Linked DNA regions of Homo sapiens: region 1 is linked to region 2. A link is an interaction called in ENCODE POLR2A ChIA-PET data of the cell type or tissue named here. Cell type or tissue: A673. All regions are shown on one strand. Links, peaks and the distances in the headings refer to the core of each region. The heading gives the core; the rest is flanking DNA. Region 1 overlaps ERCC6L2 (ERCC excision repair 6 like 2). Region 2 has its middle 26 kb from the start of LINC00092.

What was found. Peaks named below come from ENCODE experiments on the same cell type or tissue, not always from the same donor. Only the 100,000 strongest peaks of a DNase experiment are listed, where the experiment ranks them.
Region 1: POLR2A ChIA-PET joins it to region 2 with 5 read pairs; 3 of 35 experiments call an interaction of 5 or more read pairs at or near these places.

The regions. Positions count from the first base shown.
Region 1 is chr9:95,975,645-95,978,456 of GRCh38, reverse strand. It overlaps ERCC6L2 (ERCC excision repair 6 like 2), which reads right to left. Exons shown (of 19, transcript NM_020207.7): 17 at 242-396. Among named protein-coding and RNA genes, the nearest start is that of LINC00092, 45 kb to the left of the region's middle. In A673, for the core only: no CTCF peak of the experiment used is centred there; no DNase peak of the experiment used is centred there.
Region 2 is chr9:96,046,506-96,049,317 of GRCh38, reverse strand. No RefSeq gene overlaps it. Among named protein-coding and RNA genes, the nearest start is that of LINC00092, 26 kb to the right of the region's middle. In A673, for the core only: no CTCF peak of the experiment used is centred there; a DNase peak (open chromatin) is centred at 987; H3K27ac peaks cover 1,774 bases.

The DNA.
Region 1 (2,812 bases), core at 103-2,602, 71 kb after region 2:
TATTGAGAGAAACTATTAAGCAACTCAACATGATTAGGTATTTGGGTATAAATTTGTTGTTTAATCTAAAACGTCTTCAATGACTACAGTTCCCAAATGGTGTTTTGATTTTTACACTTATTTGTATGTCACTTACAGTTTTTGTTGCTACTTTTGAGGGAGTACTTAGAGAAGATCCTATTGAGTAACTTCTGTGAAAAATGAGGTAACTAAAGATGATACTACCCTATATTTTTCTTACCTTAGAACTGCAAACAGCTATGTTAGCAGGCAGCTGAGAAAACTGCTTCAACTCAAATACGTCATGTGCTGCCCATCGGCTCATGTGATTTTCAGCTTTGCTCGATCCAATTACATTCTGGTTTGAGTGAATATAAGCCACTTCCTGAACGCCATCTAGGAGGTAATTTATGTTTATTAAGTGATGTATCAGTATAAAGCAATATGGTTCCATAAAAACACATTATTCTTATTTTTAATACTCAAGAGAAACATCAACATCACAATATTCTTTAGGAAAAATATTGAAAAGAGAAAGAGTTCAAATATGTTAGTCTGGGTTACCTTGGAAATGACTTTTCCTTCTCATCAATGTGAGATGAGAACTACTGATAGGTAACAATCTTTAAACCTGAAATGGAGGTTTTGGCCAAAAGAAAAGTCAGGGTTGAGTAGGGTCCTCTCTATGAATTTGTTTTCATTGTTAATTAAAAAAAAAAAAAGATGTTCACTAATTTAAAGAATGAAACTAACCTTATCTGTTCCTTTAAACATGTACTTGATTACAGTGATGGAATGAGAGCATGGGGTTTATGACCAGGGAGTTTCGTTTGATTGGCTTTGCTCAGTTTTACTGTTTGTATTTTGTCTTTTTTGTACATATGCCCAGAGAATGTCAAGATGAGAGCTTTTTAGGAAATGAAAAAAATTAACTCATGGCTTTTATCTGAAAGAGGTTTAAAAAATGGCTACAATTTTTATTGCTTTGCTTCTAGGCACCTATAATTCATTTTTGAATTGTGATCATAAAAGAGAAAGCTAGAACCAAGGCCTGTAAAAGCTCCCTGCAACAGCTCTGGCAATGAACCTCAGGTATGACCTTCAACAATTGTGCTGTTTTAGTCCTGAACCTCTTCAATCAGAAATTGCCAATCATGCAAACACAAAACATTGTTAAATAATATGATGAGACAGTAACTAGCATAACATTCTCCTTCATTTCAGAATACCAGGTACTATACATGGCACACAGTTTCAAAACCTTCATGGCAGAAAATTTACTCAGATGTTTCTTAATTTTGATGACACGTTACCATTATTCAAAATAGCATTAGTTCCAAATTAACTACTGACACCTTTTACACAGTAAAAACAAACAAACAAAAAACTGAGTTGATTATTTAAAAAAGTTTATGCAATAATTCCTCAAACCTAAAATCTAACTGTAGCACACCAACCAAAGGGTAATTCAGTACTTATTTATAATGACACCAAGATATAAATCATAATTAACTCTTAAACGAGAATGCTAATAGCCACAAAGAAAGCCTCATTTGTATATAATCAAACACAAAAATTAAGATTTCTATAGCAAAATGTCCTTGCTTATATCTCAGCTTCTTTCATATAGTTTTTGGGGAATAAGTCAGACACTTGTGAAGGCAATGCTAACTCTTAAAATCACCATACAGATTCTGGGCAGAGGGTGGTAACAGCAGAAGAAGCAGGAGAATCTCTGAATCTGTACACAAAAGCAGACAGCAACTAGACAGCAAAACCAAAAGCCCATGGACATTTACAACAAAATTAGATAACAAGATACCCTCATGACACCTAAAGTACAAGCAGGTGGGGAAAATCTCCACTAGCTATGAACTCTGCATGGTTTCAGTATCTGTGTGAAAGTAGGAAGCAACAGGGTACCTGACAGACCTAAGAACAGGAGACCCCAGAACTGCCAACAGGTATTCACCGGAAAGCACAAGGGGCCAGCTGGAGAACAGCAGCTGAATCTGGGAAGGTTTGTTGCTCTTCAATGCTGAGAGGGTGCAGAGGGGACACAGTAAGAAGGCCTGGAGGGGCTGGAGCAGGCCAACCACTAGAACTCCCCAAACTGACCCACCAGGGCTCCCACCCAGGTCAGGGCCCAATAAAGAGGAAAAACTGCTGGGAGAGAATCAAAATAAGTAGGATAGGAAGAACAAGGATGAGGGCAAGAAAAGACCTAGAGCAAAGCAAGGGAGAGAGAGCGAGAGGAAAGCCCACCACAGTGCAGCACTCTACATGGAAATAACATACGGATCTCTGTGAGGTGAGAAAAGATTTCCTAAGCTCTGCTTCATTTGTAAAATTCAGGGGAAATAATTTCATATAAAAATGACCAAGGGAAAAGCAGCAGGGTCAAATCTCAAAAAAATTATTGTGAGAAAAAAGAGAACAAGCAGAGTAATATCCCTTCAATGAAAATGTGCTAGAAAGATGTGCTCACAAAACAGAAAAAGACATGAATCAACGTAAATCAGAATTAGAGCAACTCAAATGAGTGATAAGAACTTAGGAAAGACTTAGAAATTTTTTTTTAAATTTCAAAAATGAAGACTAAACTAGAAGGAACATAAGTGGGAATAAACACAACAGATAAGCCTTAAGAGAAACAAAACAACATTTTAAAAAAGCAAAACAAAATGAACAGATAAAGATTTGAGAGAATGTGACAAAAACTGAAGATAGGCAAAGAAGACTGAACATCTGAAAAGAAGTCCCTGAAGAAGAAAGCCAAACCAAAGGAATAGAACAAGTAACTAAAAACACT
Region 2 (2,812 bases), core at 5-2,504:
CGCTGACTTGACTCTGGCCCATGAGAACGACTGACTTTACAGTTCCGTCTTGCTCCATAAACCAGAAAGCCACTTCCAGCTGGTGGTATGAAGTCTGGTGGGCGGGTGTCTGGTGCCATCCTGTCCGGGCAGGGAGGGGTCCAGCCTGTGGTCTGTCGCAGGCCGATTTTACAGGCCGCCCGTCACCCGGAGCGGGAGCTCTGGCCGTGTCCACAGGGATAATATTTGTTGTACCTGATCCCGACTTGGGACGCCCACAGCTTCCCAGCTTAGCATTTTAATTACGCTGCCATCAGAGAGCTTTCTTTTTCTACAAATAGGGGGTGCCTAGACTTTTATTTTTCAAAGGGTGGGAAACACTAGGTTAAGCTTAAACCACATCTGATTATGAAGAGGCTGTGAGTGATTCCACAGCCAGCCACCACCCAGACTGCCCTGGGTGAGGGCGGCAGCGAGGGCTCTGGCCCGGAGCTCCCCCAGGGTCCCTAGTTCCAGCTCTGAAACAGCGAGAGAGCTTGCGGCCTGGGCTGGCCCCGCACGGGGACAGCAGGCCCACCTGCGGGAACACGGGCAGCTTCGCCGCGCTCCTGACTTCTTGCCTTGTTGGCTGAGCGGTTCACGAATAGCTGAAGGCTGGGATGTTTAAATATTAAAAATGCTTAGCTAAATAAGCTGGCCTGTTTGCTTTTGCTGATAGTCACAGTCTACCCACAGAGCCCTTTCAAACCTCGTCAGTGTTTTGGAAAGTGGATAAGGGACTCATTCAGTGAGGCTCAGGTTTACCCTGAGCCAGGAATGAAGCATGTATTTCATGAAATAAGGACTAGCCTGAGACCACACACACAGGCGGCTGAACTCCAGCGGCCTCCCTCCCCTCCTTCCCCTCTCCCCCCCAACCTCCTCCTCCCTCTCTTCCTCCCCTTCTCCCTTTTCTCTCTCTCTCTCTCTCCCTGGCCCTGACAAACCGGCCATGACTGACACCAGGAAACCCGTAATCGGCGTCAGAGGGGGGTTTCCAGGGCTTAGGGGGCCCTTTGTTATCCTGGAGCTGATGAAAAAATGGATTACGACAGTGTGTGCAGCCCATACTAAAGAGAGCTCACAAAAAAGCCAGGGCCACCTCAACACGGCTTCTCAGAGAAGAAAACGTTGCAGCCAAATGGAATTGTTGAAATCACCTTTGTGTGGGAGGAAAGAAAAAAAAAAAAACACCTCACACATTTTCCCCAAGAATAAGGCTGGTTTTGTCACAACTTGCCCCTAGTTCAGCGGGTCTGGTAGATGCCCCCACCCACCGGGCCCTGCGTCCCCAGCACAGCCTGAGAAGCCTGGCCGGCCTGGCTGCATGGAGCAGTTGCTTATGTCAAATCCGTCACTGTGGGACACAGGGGAAACATGAGGTTATTAGGAGGAGGCTTCTTCGAGGACACACTGGGGCCACGTTACTTGCCCTCTCCTTGCCATCGCCCTCCCTGACTACAAACTTCAAGCCCAGCGAACTGCCTCTGACTGGGCGCTGTTTGAAGTTTGGGAGATGTGAGGCTTTCTTTTTTTCTTTTTGAACTTTTATTTCAAAGTAGGCTCCCGTCTATTCAGGGAGAATGAGGCACTTAAATTCAAGAAATATTTATGGTGCTTCCTAGGTACAATGAACCAGGGTAAATTTTGCAGGGGGAAGGGTGAGGGCAGGGACTGGGCAGGGTGACAGGGGCACAGCCTAGCCCCTGCAGCCCCCAGGGCCTATTGAAATGCTGTAGGGGGCTCCTTATTAAAGGAACATTACCCCAAATCTGCAGCCCATGCCGACATCAGCACTGCATCTGGCTGGCAAAGCTAGCAACGATGTGTCCTGGCTCTTGTTTTCCTTGCCATCCGCTCCCCGCCCCTGTGGGGTTGGGATTGAAGTCCCTTCCGAAGGCCCCAGGGTGCTTCAAGGAGAGTGGCTGGAGTGGCTTGGTGCCTTCTTTCTTCTTACACGCATGCTTTTTGAAATGAGATGTTTTTGCCAAAGACAAGTAAAAAGTGGGGCGCGCTCCGGAGTTCTGGTTTGGTTTGAAATGAAGAACCCACCCAGCTCTAGGGTGTCTCAACGGGGCACGCAGATCTCTGACCTCAAGCAGGGCCACCGGTCAGGAGAAAGCGTTCTTTCTCCTGAGCTTTCCCGGGGGTTTCCCGAAGCCACCTCAGAGTCTGTGACCGCCCCGGCTTCTCCAGCCCACAGCAGAAATCACAAAGAAGGAACAAGGGACGACACAAAGGTTTTCCCTCCACCCATCCCCTTCTTGGGCTGAGAGGCCGCCTGCCGCCTCTGTTGCGGGCACCACCACCCATGATCAGCTCAGTCCTCTTCCAACCCCAGAGCTGCTCCTTAATCCTCCTTGAGGTAAAAACAAACTGTTTTTCCTTTGCTCTCACCCCAGAGAAACTGACACAGATGACTTCTGTGACCAGCAAGCAGTCAATTCTGCAGCATGGCGGGGCGTCCTTTAATTCAATTCAATTCCAACACTATCTACCTAGAGACAGCGGTGGATCCCACAGGTCGAGGGCTCAGTCCCACAAAACTGCCCTCCATTTCCGAGGTGGATCGCAAGCCCCTGATTGCCTACCCTGTCTTTCTGACCAGCCACCTATAAATCGAGGTTCCCACCATGTCCTCCATGGGTTTGATTATTTTGCTAGAGAGGATCATAGAACTCAGGGAGACGCTTAAATTTACCAGTTCCTGATAAAGATATTGCTAAGGATACAAATGGAGAGACGCATAGGATGAGGTGTGGGGAAGAGGCGCGGAGCTTCCGTGCCCTCCCAC